Linked DNA regions of Mus musculus: region 2 is linked to region 1. Evidence: chromatin contacts called from ENCODE Hi-C data. All regions are on one chromosome and are shown on one strand. The core of a region is the stretch at or near the end of the contact, and the rest is flanking DNA. Distances in the headings are between cores, read along the strand shown.

Region 1 (7,377 bases), core at 3,242-5,741:
GATCATCATTAGTGGACAGTTTAATGTTGCCAGCCTTTTGCTATGAGTGTGTAGCAATGTGTGCGCGCATGTGTGAGTGTGTGTGTGTGAAGGTAGGTTTTCCTGTTGTGTTTTTTCCTTGCTCTGTCATCCCAGAGGAGGTTGAAATGCCAATCAGTACATTCAGCTTCCGTAGTTTCCAAGTGAGAAAACTGAGGCTCAGCGCTTCATGCCTTTTGCTTGGAGTCACAGAACTCGGTGATGACTAACGGCCCCAGCTTTTGCCTTGCAGCCCTGGATCTTTGTCAGAGTCTTGGGGAACTGGACTTGCACCAGGTCAACCCCTCAGGAAAGCTCAGCTCCTTCCCACACAGTGAGACTCTAGTGTGCATCGTCATCATCCAGTTAGTATTCAGGACCGACCTATGTCTCACCTCTCCCAGATAAAATGTTGAAGTCCTAATAACCATTCCTCCAGTGAGACCATATTGAAAGTGACGTCTGTGATGAAGTGATGAAGCTAACCGGAGTAGACTGGAAGGGGCTGGGCTGGGTGCTAATGCCACCTGACTGGAGCTTCTCAGAGCTTCTCACTTTCCCTTCAAGGAAGGATATAGTCTCTATCTGTTAGCTGGATCGTTCTCATTCACGGAGTTGAACAAAAGATGCTTCAATTCCACCATCTTAGCCGAGATCGCTGGTGTCCTTACAAGAAGGAATTCTTACGTTGGGAAGGAAGACCACATGTAAGGCCCTGGGGGGATGGGGGAAGCTGGCCGCCCAGGACCCAGGGAGTGACACCTGAACATATTCTTTCCTCACATGCCTCAAAAGGAGCTAATGCTGTGATAGTCACATCGCAGCTCTCCACTCTCTGAAACTATGAGGAACATGTTTCTACTGTTTATGCCACGCAGACCCAAGGACTTGTTATGGTAACCCTGCTTATCTTATAAAGACAGAAACTACGACCTGGTGCGCAAGCGCGGACCAGTTAGCTGCTTCCAGTTGTTTCCCACGGGGTTTCTCCCCACAGTCTCCCGCTGCATCACTTCCTGCTGTTTCTGGTACTTTTCCTTCAGAGGGGCTTCTCTTAGAAATGCCTTTACAGTTCAGAAGTCTCTAGAGCCTTGGATTTACTGCAGTTTTCATTGTGTGTTGAGCCTCTGGCACCCCAGAAGGAGAGTTGTGCACCTCAGAGTCTTCGCCTCATTGGGCACCCAGTGAGAGCATATCTCCTTTTCTAGCCCAGACTTTTGTGGTGTGTGTTCTTGCTTTAGATCTTTCTTCCGAGTTTTCTGAGGAGGTCAATGTGGTATAACAAATGCTTTTTTAATGACTGAGATCTGCAGTTAAGTATATTTTCCTGCTTTGCTGGGTCATTAAGTCTTTAAACACTTGAATATTTTAATGATTTTTATAGTCTAATGATGTGCAGGTTTGTTCACGTTATTACAGCCTCTATGCTCCCTTGCAAATGAGATGTCCCGGCTAGTGGGCACCCAGGGGCATTTCACACCTGGCGCTGCTTTTGTGAATGGGTCCTTGACTCTGTCACAAGCTAGGTAAATGACAAACAACTTAACAATGGCTGGTATTATGCCACATTTATCTTAAATTTCTATGTGCTTTCGGGAGTTCAGGAGATGGGCTATCTTTGTGAAGCAGTTGGAGGAAATGTGGCTTGTCACAGTACATAGACCCTCCTACAACAGGATACCATGGAGTGGACATCTTCCAAGCAGTATAAATGTAGTTTTCACAGTTCTGGAGCCTGGTACAGGTTCGGTATCTACCAAGGACCTGTTCCTGGTACAGAGGTGGCAATTTCTCTGTCTCCTTGTGCTATGAGATCGGCCAGGCAGATGGTTCAGGAAGCTCTTTTATAAGGGCACTAATCCTATTCCTGGGAGCCCCACCCTTGGACCTAACCATACCTCACTGGCCTCTCCTAAGACCATCACATTGAAGAGTCAAGATTTCAGCTTCTAAAAGGAGGGTGTGAACATTCCGTGTCTGACTTTGTCGGGTACTCAGAACAGGCTTGTTAGGGACAGAAGGGACACTAACTCAGCCCCACCCCAGCTCCCGTTCTTCTGGATTGGAGCCTCTACCACAGGTGCAAGGAGAGCTTCCTGTTGACAATAGGGGACATTTGGAGCCTGGTCAAAAGTGCAATTTAAGCTACACAGGGATGCAAGGTGCACATTTTGTTACCCCTGTCCCAGTTATAACACCACGGGCAGCTCTCCTAGCCAAGCCTTAACTGAGAGCGAAAAGCACGCACTCAGATTGTGTGCTCCTTACGTTCACCTCTTCACGTCTATGTTGTCCGATTACTGATTCATAGATCTGCCATAATTATCATCACTCTACGGTTACTCTGTACATTTCTTGTCAGGCTTTTACCATGTGACATTGCAGCAGCCTCAGATACTTGATGTTAATCATATCTATTGATGGACTCTCTGAGAGGCTCACACCAGGGTGACATTTTCTCCCCCCGCCCCCCTGAGAGACAGGGTTTCTCTGAGTAGCCCTGGCTGTCCTGGCACTCACTTTGTAGACCAGGCTGGCCTCGAACTCAGAAATCCGCCTGCCTCTGCCTCCCAAGTGCTGGGATTAAAGGCATGGGCCACCACCACCTGACCAGGGTGACATTTTCTAACATGCTCTTCTCAGAACATATCCCTGCTGCAGAGTGACTCCTGCCTGTGTACAAGCAGAGCGTAGGCAGCCTGCTCTTCTGCTCTTCAGCTCTTTAGAACTGTTTCTGAGCCGGTCACACAGCGTTGCCCTTACGGAGGTTTTGTTGTGTATCTGGTTAAGCAAATCCCCTCTCCACTTTCCATTTTAAACGTTATCCATTTATAGAGTTCCTCACAAAGAAAGCCAGCCAGCACATTGATTGGCTTTGTCTTCAGTGTATAGTTGAATCATTAATGTAATTAGATCCTTACACAGTTATCCAATACAAGACATCCTTTATTAAGATGCTCACTCCAAAGCATAGAATGTGCTCTCTTGTGTGCAGATAATTTTATGCGGCCTTATTGGAACTTTAAAATGCTTATAGACTTTTTGTGTGTTCCTGGTTAATAAACTCCTACGTATCTGGTAATTCATGCCTTTGTTATGAATAGTATCTTCGAAGTGGTACTTTCTAGCAGCGACTGTGGGTGGAGACAGCTGCTACTGAGTTTTGCAGGTTGATCCTGCGTCTGACACAGTTGCTGAACCTTGGCAGCTCTCACTTGTTTGAAACATCCTTCTTCTCCGTTGATGAATGTTTTGTCTTTATGCGCTGTAAGTATGGCCCTCCCCCCAGCCTCTGTTGTGGTTGGTGGTGGGAGCTCAGGGAAGTGTGACTCATTGGGAGGTGGAAAATCTCTAGGCCTCTGGATGCTGAGATATGGGTTCCATGTGGCTTTTGGAGACTTACTGTCAGGCCAGCAAATGCAGAGATGGAGAAAAAGGGGGTGTAAAGGCCTGTGAACGGAAAGAGGCAGAGAAACAGAGAGAGGAAGAAGCCAGAAGAAAGAGAACGGAATAGGAGGCTTGGTCAGTGGTCAGCCTGGGGACTTGAGAGGCAGCAGATGGTAAAAGAGCCTGAGATTCCAGAGAATGGACCAGACCACCCCGGTCCAGGAATGCCATCCAAAGAAGTCCTTGGGCCATTGCACCTCTAGTGTAAGACATGGAGGAACCCTGGCACACGACACCATCTTGGGTTCTGACTGTTGCACACCCAGAGCTAAGAGAGGCCCAGCTCCATCAGAAACCACCACACTATTGGGACTGTGACCCAAAATGTCTCAAGCCAAGGAACATCTCCAAATCTAAACCTTCTTTGCTTCAGAGCCTCAGAAGTCAGGGCTAAGCCAGTACCGGCTCCCAAGAAAAGTTGGTTGAGAGCCTTAGCCCACCTATTGGTCATCTTGCTTTATGAGAAACTACAGCTACGAAGTAAGCTGGCTCTGGTTGGGAAGACTCCATGCCCCCCATGAAGAACAACAAATGGGGCTACCTCTGCCCTGTAGTGTCTGGGGACACTGGGGACAGGAGTTAGTTTACTAGCCCTGATGAGAGAGCCTGATTTCAGAGGCTAGCTTAGTGGCTGTGAAATGGGGAAGTGAACAGGGCTTTGTTCTCTCTTGTGGCTCTGCCCAGGGTTGAAACAGGAGCAAAACATTTGGCTGAGCTTTGCTGGATTCAGCTCATTCCCTCTTCTCCCCTCCTTTGCCTCTTAATTGTTTTTAACAATTTCTGCACATAGGCAATGGAGCCTGGAACCTTCTGGGAGAACCTGCCCTTTTTATGCAGACAGGGACGAGCAGAGACGCTTGGGCAGGTCTGTTCTTGCTGCAGGAAGCAAAAGATGCCTTCAGACCATACTCTGTGCCAGGGCCTGGGGGTCTCCCAAGAAGCTGGGCCTCACAGTGTCTGTAAGAAGCCCTTGAAGAGGCCAGACCCTCCTCGGGAATATGTAAGAGCCGGGTGTGGCTGGCCAGTGGAAAGATTAGAGAGCTACCCAGTCCAGTTAAGTCCCTTGAGCTTGTCAAGTGGAGACCGGACCCAGATTCCCCCAAAGCCAGCGGTTGAGAGAGAGCCTCCTGTGAGCCTGTTTCCTGTTATGACCTGTCTCTACACGCCGCGGAGTAACTGCGAAACAACTGCAGTGACTAAGCTTTATAAATAGGACATTGAGAGTTAAAAAGTACAGGAAATTCCCAGAGTCTCCCGTGGAGTCTTATTTTAGATGTGCAGCTCATAGAGAAGCCAGGGTCTCTCATTCCGCACCCGCAGCGCCTCTGCCCTGCCTGATCGGAGGGGAACTGGAGTGGAGGGGTCTTTCTGGGTCCCTGCTCAGGGACCCGCCCAGCACTTCTCTCTTGCCTTACTAACTTTCTCTTACTGGCTCCCAGGAAGGAAGCACGTTTGTAATTAGCACTTTGTGGATTCACACCCATGCCTGACTCACTCCTGATCAAGAGATTAATCACACACTCAGTTCCCGCTGAACGCGAAATGAGCATGTAACCCGACCATGAGAGATAAAGCGAGCCCTCTGAGTGGGAGCAAGGTGCCCTGGACTTTTGGTCATCTTTCCTCTCCTCCATCATTGGTGACATTTTTTTTTTGGTGGAAAATCCAGTTTGGGATTAGTTGCTCAGTGGTTCCTGCTGCCGCAGGGGTTGGCTGTAGCAGGGACAGAAAGAGCTAGTGGCAGCAAGGAGTTGCAGGCTCTGAAGCTGAAGGGCTCAGCTACTCGGGTTTCAGATCGAAAGGCTGTTCAAATATTTGCCCAACAACTCCCAGTGTGCTTTGGAACAAGCCACAGGAGGAGCCCTCGCTGAGTCACGGGAAGTGCAGGCATTCTACAGAAATGTGGATGCAGGCAGGTTTACTAACTCTGGCTTCTCCGCATTGCATTCATAATTAGCCAGGCTGTCTCTCACCAGTGGCCTGGTGACACCGGAGGACTCTGCTGCTAGGCAGCTCAATGTGGTGGCACCTTCTACAGTTTTTGCCAGGAACCTTGGGAGGCACACTCGGTCTTCCTCCAGTAGCTGAGTCTGCCCACGGTTTTCTGACCGGCAGAATTGTATCCTCGGCGACCAGTGTCAGCGACCAGTGTGATCTTTCTTCTACAATTATGTCCCCAAAGATTCTAAATTCACCAAGTTCAAAACAAACACCCACACTGGCTGGGTTGCCTTTCCCATCAATGAATGGCCTCACCTCCTCCTACTCGCTCTGTTTGAAAACGGTGCATCCACGAATCTGCAGCTCCTGACCACCTGGCCCTCCCTGGCTAAAACTGCCTCTCCCTGCTGTTGTCCTGGGTTACAGGAGGCTCCCAAATCCCTCTTTACCTTCTGAAAGGCATAGTTATACCATAGCTTGACCTCCACCCCCCATCCCTTTCTGATTCTAGGGTAAACACAGGACCTCATTTGAGTTCATCAGAGCCCTTCCCTGGGATTTTGTTTTCCAAGTGCCAGCAGGGTTAGGCACTCCTATCTTCTATAAATGCCAGCTGGAAGACTAGAAATTCAGGGTAGCTTTGGCCAAGTACCACGTGCTGTGTAGAAAAATCACTTGCAGCAGAGAGGGAGGTCGTGCTGAGATCGCTGCATGCATCTCATTGTGTTATCGTTGTACCACGTGGCACAACCTGCATTTATTTTTCCTCATGATTAAAATCATAACAAATTGTGTGTGTATAACACACACACACACACACACAGAGTCTCTCATTATATCCCAGGTTAGTTTTGAACTTGGGTTCCTGCTGCCCAAGGAACTGTTTTCACTTCTCAAGTACAGGGATTACAGGAGTCTCCCTGCTGTGCATAAATGACAGGGTCCTTTCATACTGGACACTAAACAAGCCAGCGTTTGCTCCAGGAGACACAGTCTCCATGTTCCATAGATACTCTCAGGACGAGAACCCATTATAAAAGCACATGGGCTTTTTGCTCATAAGACCCCACTGGTGTGAGACCCATGGAGACCCATGTCCTAAGGGACACTATTAAGTTATCCGCCCACATCACAATCTCACTGTGGGGGTTGCCCTGCTGTGGCTAGTTGACTGCAGTCCCTTCACCTTTGGTGGTAGACCCCACCCCCACCCCCATTGATGAATATGTGCTTCTCAGGTGCAGACAGGTCCGAATTTCTGTCTTCCCACATAGTGAGGTGTGCCTGTGTGATTCAGTTCAGAGTTCGGGGTTTCCTTGTGTGCAGCTTCAAGGGCAGGGTGGGGTAGGGTAGGGGTTTGGGGTAAGGGGAATTGTGCCTCTTCCTTCTTTCCTCTTCCTCCTCCTCCTGGCTTCTCATCTCATCTGCTGCCTTGCTCTCTGCAGTAGATAATGCCATCTAACACTATCTTGCTCTGTCTGTTGCTTGCCTTCTGTCTTAGGGTTTTACTGCTGTGAAGAGACACCGTGACCAAGGCAGCTCTTACAAGGACAACACTTAGTTGGAGCTGGCTTATAGGTTCAGAGGTTCAGTCCAATATCATCAAGGTGGGAGCATAGCAGCATCCAGGTAGGCATGGTGAAGGCAGAGCTGAGAGTTCTACATCTTCAACTGAAGGCCGCTAGGAGAAGATTGGCTTCTGGGCAGCTAGGATGAGGGTCTTAAAGTCCATGCTCACAGTAACACACTTCTTTCAGCAAGGTCACACCTCCTAATGGTGCCACTCTCTGGGCCAAGCATATACAAACCACCACACCTTTCTCCTCTAGAAGGTAAGCAGCATACATAGTGTGGCTACCACAATAGATTTGTAATAATCGTCACAATAATGAACACTTCAGAACCAGTTAGTGGCCAGCCAATTCCCTGAGATCCTGTATGTCCCCACCTCTCTACTACCACAACACTTTC
Region 2 (7,377 bases), core at 2,183-4,682, 7.0 Mb before region 1:
AGAATCTGGTCCCTCAAACTTTAGTTTGTTTGCTTGTTTGGTTTTGGGGTTTTTTGTTTGTTTGTTTGTTTGTTTTGAGACAGTGTTTCCCTGTGTAGCCCTGGCTGTCCTGGAACTTGCTCTGTAGGCCAAAGCTGGCCTTGAACTCTGAAATTTCCCCCTCTCTCTGCCTCCTCTGCCTCCCAAGTGCTGGGATTAAAGGCGTGAGCCACTGCTGCCAGGCTCAAACTAAGTCTTTTAAGACAAAGTCCACCGGGGAAAGAGGAGAAGGAGAAGCAGCAGCCAAGACTCAAGCCCACCTATCCCACCACAGTCAAGTCCCCAGCTATCTCCTGCAGAGATAGCGCTCATCTTTCAGCACTGGGCAACCAGCAAGTTATCGATCCATAAGCCAGCCTTCTGGAGAACTGAATCTCAAGTCCTACCCTAGAAGCCCTCTTTGAGACGCTCCCCCAAAGAATCCAAGGGAGAGAAGGCCACCCATCCTTCCTTCTCTCCTTCCTTCCCTCCCTCCTCACCTTCTATATCTAAATTGAAATATTATCTACTGCCTTCCTCCACCCACACCCATCTAAAGTGTATGGCTCCACCCCACAAGGACCTTCCCTGAGTCTCCCCAGGCAGGGAGACAGGCAGGCTGCAACAGGCCCCTGGGATTCCTAGTAGTAGACTGGAGCCAAGCCTGCACCTTTCTCTTCCAACTATGTCTCAATAGCGTGCCCTCAATTTGACCCAAAAGGGGGATACCCCCAAATCCACAGAGGCTCTGTACTGTCCTCGGGCCTCTTGTCATTCAGACACTCTTCCCTTCACAAAAGATCCTCTCACAGAAGAACCCACTGGAGCCTTCTGGAACTTGTTGCTGATCCTGGGGAGACCCCTGAGAATTGTCTACACTTCCTCTAACTGTCCCTTCTCAGGAGAAGGCAGGAGAGTTAGAGGAATTGTAGACTTGGCGAACCCCAAGTCTGGCAGGTGGGGAGTTTGGAGACTCCCAGTAAAAATTTGGGTTCCAATCAATCTTTCACCTACTACCCTTCACCCTACCCAGGAAGCCCCACGTGCCACACCTACCTCAGCAGCACCAAGAAAAGGAGTGGGGGTGGGGAGTGGGGGAGTGGGGGGGGGATCCAAAGTTCATGGGTCCCTGTGGGGAAAGAATTCATCCAGCCCCTTCGCCAGCAGCTGTCCTTTCCTCAGAGACAGTCCAGCCTCCATCCACTGGCCTTCTTGGCCTCCCATCCCAACCTCTGGAGATCAGAGCAGCCAAAGGACCTTTGACCTTCCCCAGAGCAATCCTCAACTCTACTTTCAGAACCTCCCTAGAGAGGGCAGAAGGAAACACTAGAGAACAGCTACAACTTTTCCACTGAAACAGGTGGAGGAGCAATGTGAACTTCCTTAGAGATCTCAAGCGAGATACACAAACCACTGGGCTGTGCTCTCCCCACAAGTCACCCCCCCCCACACACACATCATACTTACTTCCTAAGTGTTCCCAGAAGCCCCACTCTTGCCAATGTGTTCTTAAAGCTACACATTCCCTTCTGAGGTTCTGGGGGATGGTGGGGGAGGGGGGAGGCCTCTCCGGGGGTTGTGGCTGTCACTATCCCCAGTGTGTGTCACAGGCCCATTCCACGCCTCCTAGAGATTCAAGGGCCCTGCGCCCCGAGACGATCCCTGGGGAGTGCTTGTGTTCAATGTGAGCAATGTGTTCTGGAGAGGTTGTGTGAACAGTGTGACCGGGGTTTCAGGGCCACCCAAGCCCAGCCCAGCTGGCTGGGACTCATTTTCCCTGAAGAATCCATTTTCCCACCACCCAGGAACAGCAGGAGCCCTTGGCTGGCTGGAAGGCAGCAAGACCACAGCTGCCTAGAGGATAGGACACCTGAACCCCAGAGGAAGACCAGGCCTACAGACTGACGTCCAAAACACTCAGCTTGCCCTTCGAGGAGAAGGGAAGCCCCTGGCACCTCGCTTCAGAGGGAGGACACAATCCTACTTCCTACTGCTCCTTCCTCTCACAAGGGGGGCATAGCTTCATCATGCTTGCTCTCACACTTGAAAGCCCCCCCGCCTCTACAATCGCCACTTTTAGAATCTACTCTGCTTCAGCCATTCATAAACCCTCCCGATGTATACTCTATTGCTGGCCAGATAGGACGCCACCACCACCAAAGACATTCACATCCCAATCCTTGGAACCTAATGCGATCAAATACAGCGGTGGTTCTCAGCCTTCCTAACGGTGCGCTCCTTTAAACAGGTCCTCATGGTGTGGTAGCCCCCAACCATAATATTATTTTCATTGTTACTCCATAACTATAATTTTGCTACTGTTATGAGTAGTGCATATCTGATATGCAGGATATCTAAGGCGTGACCCAGGAAACAGTTGTTTGACCCAGAAAGGGTCGTGACCCACATGTTGAAAACCACGGAAATAAAAGAGTATTGAGAAGTGGAAATTATCTTGGATTATCTGAGTAAGCCCAACATATCATAAAAGGCACCCAGCAGAAGCCTGAGTCAGAAGTCTACAGGATGAGGAAGGCCAGTCGGATTGGGAGACGTTACCTTTGACCACAGAGGAAGATCACAAAGTCAAAGGGTACACAGCAGCCTCTGAAAGCTAGAGAGAAAGAAAAGGGAACACATAGCCCCATGACACACACACCCCCACCTTGAAGACTGGGGGACGAGGGAAGTGAAGAGCTAGCTCAGTGGTTAAGAGCATTTGCTCATACAGAGGAACCAGGTTCAGTTCCCAGCATCCTTGTGGAGACCTCATACATACCTCATACATACATTCAGGCAAAACACTTATACACATAAAAAAAAAAAAATCTAAAAGTTTAATGCTTTAAAATGCATGCGTGTGTGTGTGTGTGTGTGTGTGTGTGTGTGTGTGTATGTATGTATGTGCGCAGGAGCATGTATGTGTGTGTATGTGTATGACAGTGGAAACAGGAAACTACTACTATGCTTCTCTCTGCTCTAATGGTCCTGGGTATCACTTGACACACTGGTTCATGAGGTCGATATAAGTAAATGTTTCTTTGGGCCTAAGTCTGTAGAAACCCAGCAGGCTGGGTCTGAACAGGGCAAGGCACCCTTAGGTGCTCAATAAACACCCACGGGAAGACCTACAGTTCTAGAACACCTCTCACGACCTCCCATAGGCAGGAGAAGGCTAAACAGTTGTTGAGATCATGACTTAAGCTAGTTCCTCCTACAAGTGCTCACATTAGTCACTGCCAGAGAGTCCCATGAGCCCAGACGTCCCCAGCATCGGTGACTGATCATTCACCCCAGCAATCTCGTCATACTTGGCCCCACAGAGGCAGCCCTGCCATGCCACAGACTCAGCGATCAGTCATAAAAGACTGGAGGAGAGGGCAAGCAGCCAAGTCTAGACATGGGACTGCTGTGATAAGGTCTCCCTATATGTATTCCAAAGAAAGCAGCCGAGCAAGAAGTTTCACATGGACAGAGGAGGGGGACGGCTTCTGCTCACAGCTGGGCTAAGTCTATCTGGTTTCTGGCAAATCTTGTCACCAAGCAGAGAAAGACACAGAGTACCAGAAGAGGAAGCAGCCAAGACCTTGGAAGCAGTAAAGGTTCCTGAAGGCTGTGCTGAGGGAACTGCACAGCCTGAGGGAACTACGGAAGGAGCCTTTCCTCTATAGGTTTAAAATATCTTTTTTTGTTGTTGTTTTGGTATTGATTTTATGTGTACGGGTGTTTTGCTTCATATATATCTGTGCCTCACTTGTGTACCTGGTGCCCACATAGTACAGAAGATGGCATTGGATCATCTGGAACTAGGGTTAGAGATGGCTGTGAACTGCCATGTGGGTGCTGGGAACTGAAGCCATGTCAGTGCGTTTAACTTCTGAGTTCTCTCTTTAGCTCCTCATCTCTAGGTTTAAAGGGGGCGAGGGAGGAGGGGGGGTGGGGTGAAGGGTGCTGGGGATATAGCTAAGTGGTACTTACACTAGGTCCTGGGTTCAATCTCTAGCACTTAAACAAGCACACACAGCTGGGCGGTGGTGGCGCACACCTTTAATCCCAGCACTTGGGAGGTGGATTTCTGAGTTCAAGGCCAGCCTGGTCTACAAAGTGAGTTCCAGGACAACCAGGGCTATACAGAGAAACCCTGTCTTGAAAAACAAAACAAAACAAACAAACAACAACAAAAAAAACATACACACTCACATTCTCTCATTCACAACCACTATTACTTATTAGCAAAGTTCAAGGTCAGGGCTGGAAGCCCCAGCCCTGAAAACTCCCCATGTTATTAGCCTCACCCCCATTTGGAGAGCTCCTTGCTTTGAGGCCTATCGGGAGCTAGCTGCAAAAGGAGAAATGGAACCACAGCTATAGCATTTGTTACTGAAAGCGCTTCAGAGGCAGGGGAGAAACACAGAGGGAATCTATTAGGGCCTGCAGAGCTCTCAGCAAAGAAGAGACAACGTGGGCACGCAACAGAAGTTAAGATGCACTGCTTCATACCAGAGGCTTGGAAGCAGGTAGATCTTCACTTTCCCACAACTGTACTATATGTGGCCTTAAACTTCAAGTTCTCCATCAGATAAGTGGTCACAATAACCCTGTCTGTCTCCAAGACTGGAGGGCGCCAGTAACCTGTGCATCAACAAACAGAAAGCTGACCAAGAACCAGAGAAGAGAATACTTGCTCCACAAGCACCCGGATGAAATATTCTTCTCACTTAGACCTAAATTTGTACCCACCCATATCTCATACCATAACTCAGCAGGTAAAGGCTTTGCCACCGAGCCAGAGGACAAGGACAATGGGTTCCATCCCTGGAACTAACATGATGAAGAGAACCAGCTTCCTCAAGCTGTCCTCTGACCATCTCATGCTGTAGCATTCACACACCCATACAAAACACATACACGCACACACACACACACACACACACGCACATATACATGGACAGATGCACACATGTGCACACACATGCATACAATAAATAATAATAATAATGGCTCAAGTCAAACGTGGTGGACCAGCAGTGTGTCCTAGCCCTTCACACTAAACCAGTGTGTATCCAGCTTCTAGGGTCCCAACACAGTTCAGACCAAGGTCTCCCTCTCACAATCTCACAAGAGCAGCTCAACTGAAACTCACACCAGAGAAGCCCGGGTCAGTAAGAGCCCCCACTGCGAGCGCTCGACAGGACACATTCCTCAGCTTTCCACAGGGCAAAATGGCAGAGGCAGCAGAACTGTGGGGAGTCACAAGCCCAAGGGAAAAGACAGTCAAAGCCCTGTGGGAGCGAAAGCACAAATAAGTGAGCAACACACTCCATCCTTCACACTAGTCCTTGGGTTTTGGAGAACAGCTTCAGCCAGTCATAGCAGCAAGGAGGAACCCTGTGCTGGTAAGTCACAGGGAGTATTATCAAAAGGCAGAAGAATACAAGAGCCCAGGGCTGTAGCCTGCTCTAGTGGTTTTGATCCCCCCACCCACCACCCCATAGGCTCAGATAAACTGAATGCTTGATTCCCAGTTAGTGGATTTGCTTAGAAAGGATTAAGAGGTGTGGCCTTGTTGGAAGAGGTCTGTCACTGGAGGTGAGCTGTGAGTTCAAAACTCACACCAGGCCCAGTCTTCCTCTCCCTCCCCTCCCCCCTCCATCTGTCCATCCTTCCCTCTCTGCCTCCAATTTATTAATCAGATGTAAGCTCTCAGCTACTGCTACAGCCCCATGCCCGCCTGCTTGCTTACTGCCAAGCTCCCCACCATAAGGTCCTGGACTCACCCTCTGAAGACATAAGCAAGCCCCCAAACTAACAGCTTCCCACCACTGCCTTGGCTATGGTGCCTCTTCCCAGCAGTAGAACAGTGGCTAAGAGGGGCTATCTCTGCTTCCTGGACGCGCCTCCATGCCTAAGCTCACTTGGAGATAACACTAGCTGGCATCCCTAAGCTTCGAGCTTGGGAATTCACTCACTCAAGCATTTATTCAGCGCCTACTTTTTGCACAAAGACACTGTGGCAGCCATGTGGGAGCCACAACAATGAATCGCACACAGGCCGGACTCACAAGAGCTTCTTCTATGAGGAGAAACAAGTGCAGCGATCACAAAGCAGGGTTAAGGGGCAACACGGGCTGGGGGACGTGGCGGGGAGACATGGCTGGGGGACGGCTTGCTAGCATGTTTCGGGTCTGGCGTTCAAGACCTTATCCTGTGAAGACAGGACTCAAACATCCAGAGAGTCAAGTCATGAGATGCCAGAGAGCTCCGGAAGGCCTCCAGCTTAGGAATGTGACGCTTCTGAGCCTGATGCTAGGCCCTGGGGACACTAGAATTGGTGACACCCAGTCTCTGTCTTTGAGGAACTTGAACTCTAGAAGGAAAAGGGCTAGTAGGCAGATTATCTATTTAACAATGCCCTGAGTACAGCACTTAAGTCAATAATGAATTAACAAAAGAGACTAACAGAAGAGCAAGTATGCCCGGGACCTGCAAGCTTTGTAAAAGGAGGTGATATTTTGACTGAGTCACAAATGAGGAGAAAGCCAGGCAAAGAAGAGATCCAAAGGGGGTCAGCAAAGCTGGATTCCCTTTAAAGGGAGAGCATCCAGGACAGCTGGAGCAGCAAGGCCTGGGAAGCAGGGCCTGGGAGCACCTGACTTGCTTTGTGAGAAAGGACAACCAGGGCAGATCTGGAGGATCAAGCAACAGAGACAGGTGGAAACAGGCCCCAGGTGATGAGATGGGAGAATATGCCCTCAAAAGGCACCACTTGAGACTCAGACTGCAGCTCAGGTGCCCACGGGGCCAAGATGTGTTTGAAAGGAAGGTAGAGACCCAGGACCTGCAGACATTCCACAGCTGATATCTAGGGAGTGAGGTAGGGAGTGAGGTGGGGGCTTGGGGGGAGTACCCCAGAGATCACTCCACAGAAAGGAGTTAAGATCTACCCCGACTCACGCACAGAGGGAAGATGCGTGACCCAAAAATCAAGGTGACTCGAAGCAATGTGTAAATTAGGTGTTTCAGGAAGGCAGGAAGAGCTGGGATGTTGTCCAGTTGCTAAAGTGCTTGCCTGAAGGAAAGATTGAGTTTGATAGCTAGTACTACATAAAAACCAGAGGTGGAAACAAAAGACTGGAGGTTCAAAGCTATTCTTAGCTACACAGGGAGTGTGTGTCCAGTTTGGGCTGTATGTGACCTTTCTAGAATGGGGTAGAGGTAGGGTTGAAAGGGACTGTAAGAGCCATCACCCAAACAGCTTAATGCAATTCCTCCTTACCTGAGGCTATTATCCAACAGGGACCACTGAGGTTCCAGTCTTAGCTGGAGGGGAATCTCCCTCTAGGAATAGGGGCTTATAGC

Evidence for each region. Hi-C counts contacts between places; a loop is a spot of excess contacts on that map.
Region 2: a loop to region 1 is called in a map of T-helper 1 cell, with 14 times the contacts of the local background. The contact joins two enhancer-like sites. A Hi-C loop is called at or near these places in 3 of 37 maps with a recorded cell type or tissue (T-helper 1 cell, T-helper 17 cell and regulatory T cell).

The regions. Positions count from the first base shown.
Region 1 is chr12:69,535,458-69,542,834 of GRCm38, reverse strand. No RefSeq gene overlaps it. Among named protein-coding and RNA genes, the nearest start is that of Gm46353, 12 kb to the left of the region's middle. Within about 2 kb of position 4,491, at least 3 of the 3 ENCODE cell types and tissues checked have a DNase peak (open chromatin) inside an H3K27ac peak, as active enhancers do.
Region 2 is chr12:76,548,471-76,555,847 of GRCm38, reverse strand. All of the region lies in intron 1 of Plekhg3 (pleckstrin homology domain containing, family G (with RhoGef domain) member 3), which reads right to left. Among named protein-coding and RNA genes, the nearest start is that of AI463170, 4.2 kb to the right of the region's middle. Within about 2 kb of position 3,432, at least 1 of the 3 ENCODE cell types and tissues checked has a DNase peak (open chromatin) inside an H3K27ac peak, as active enhancers do.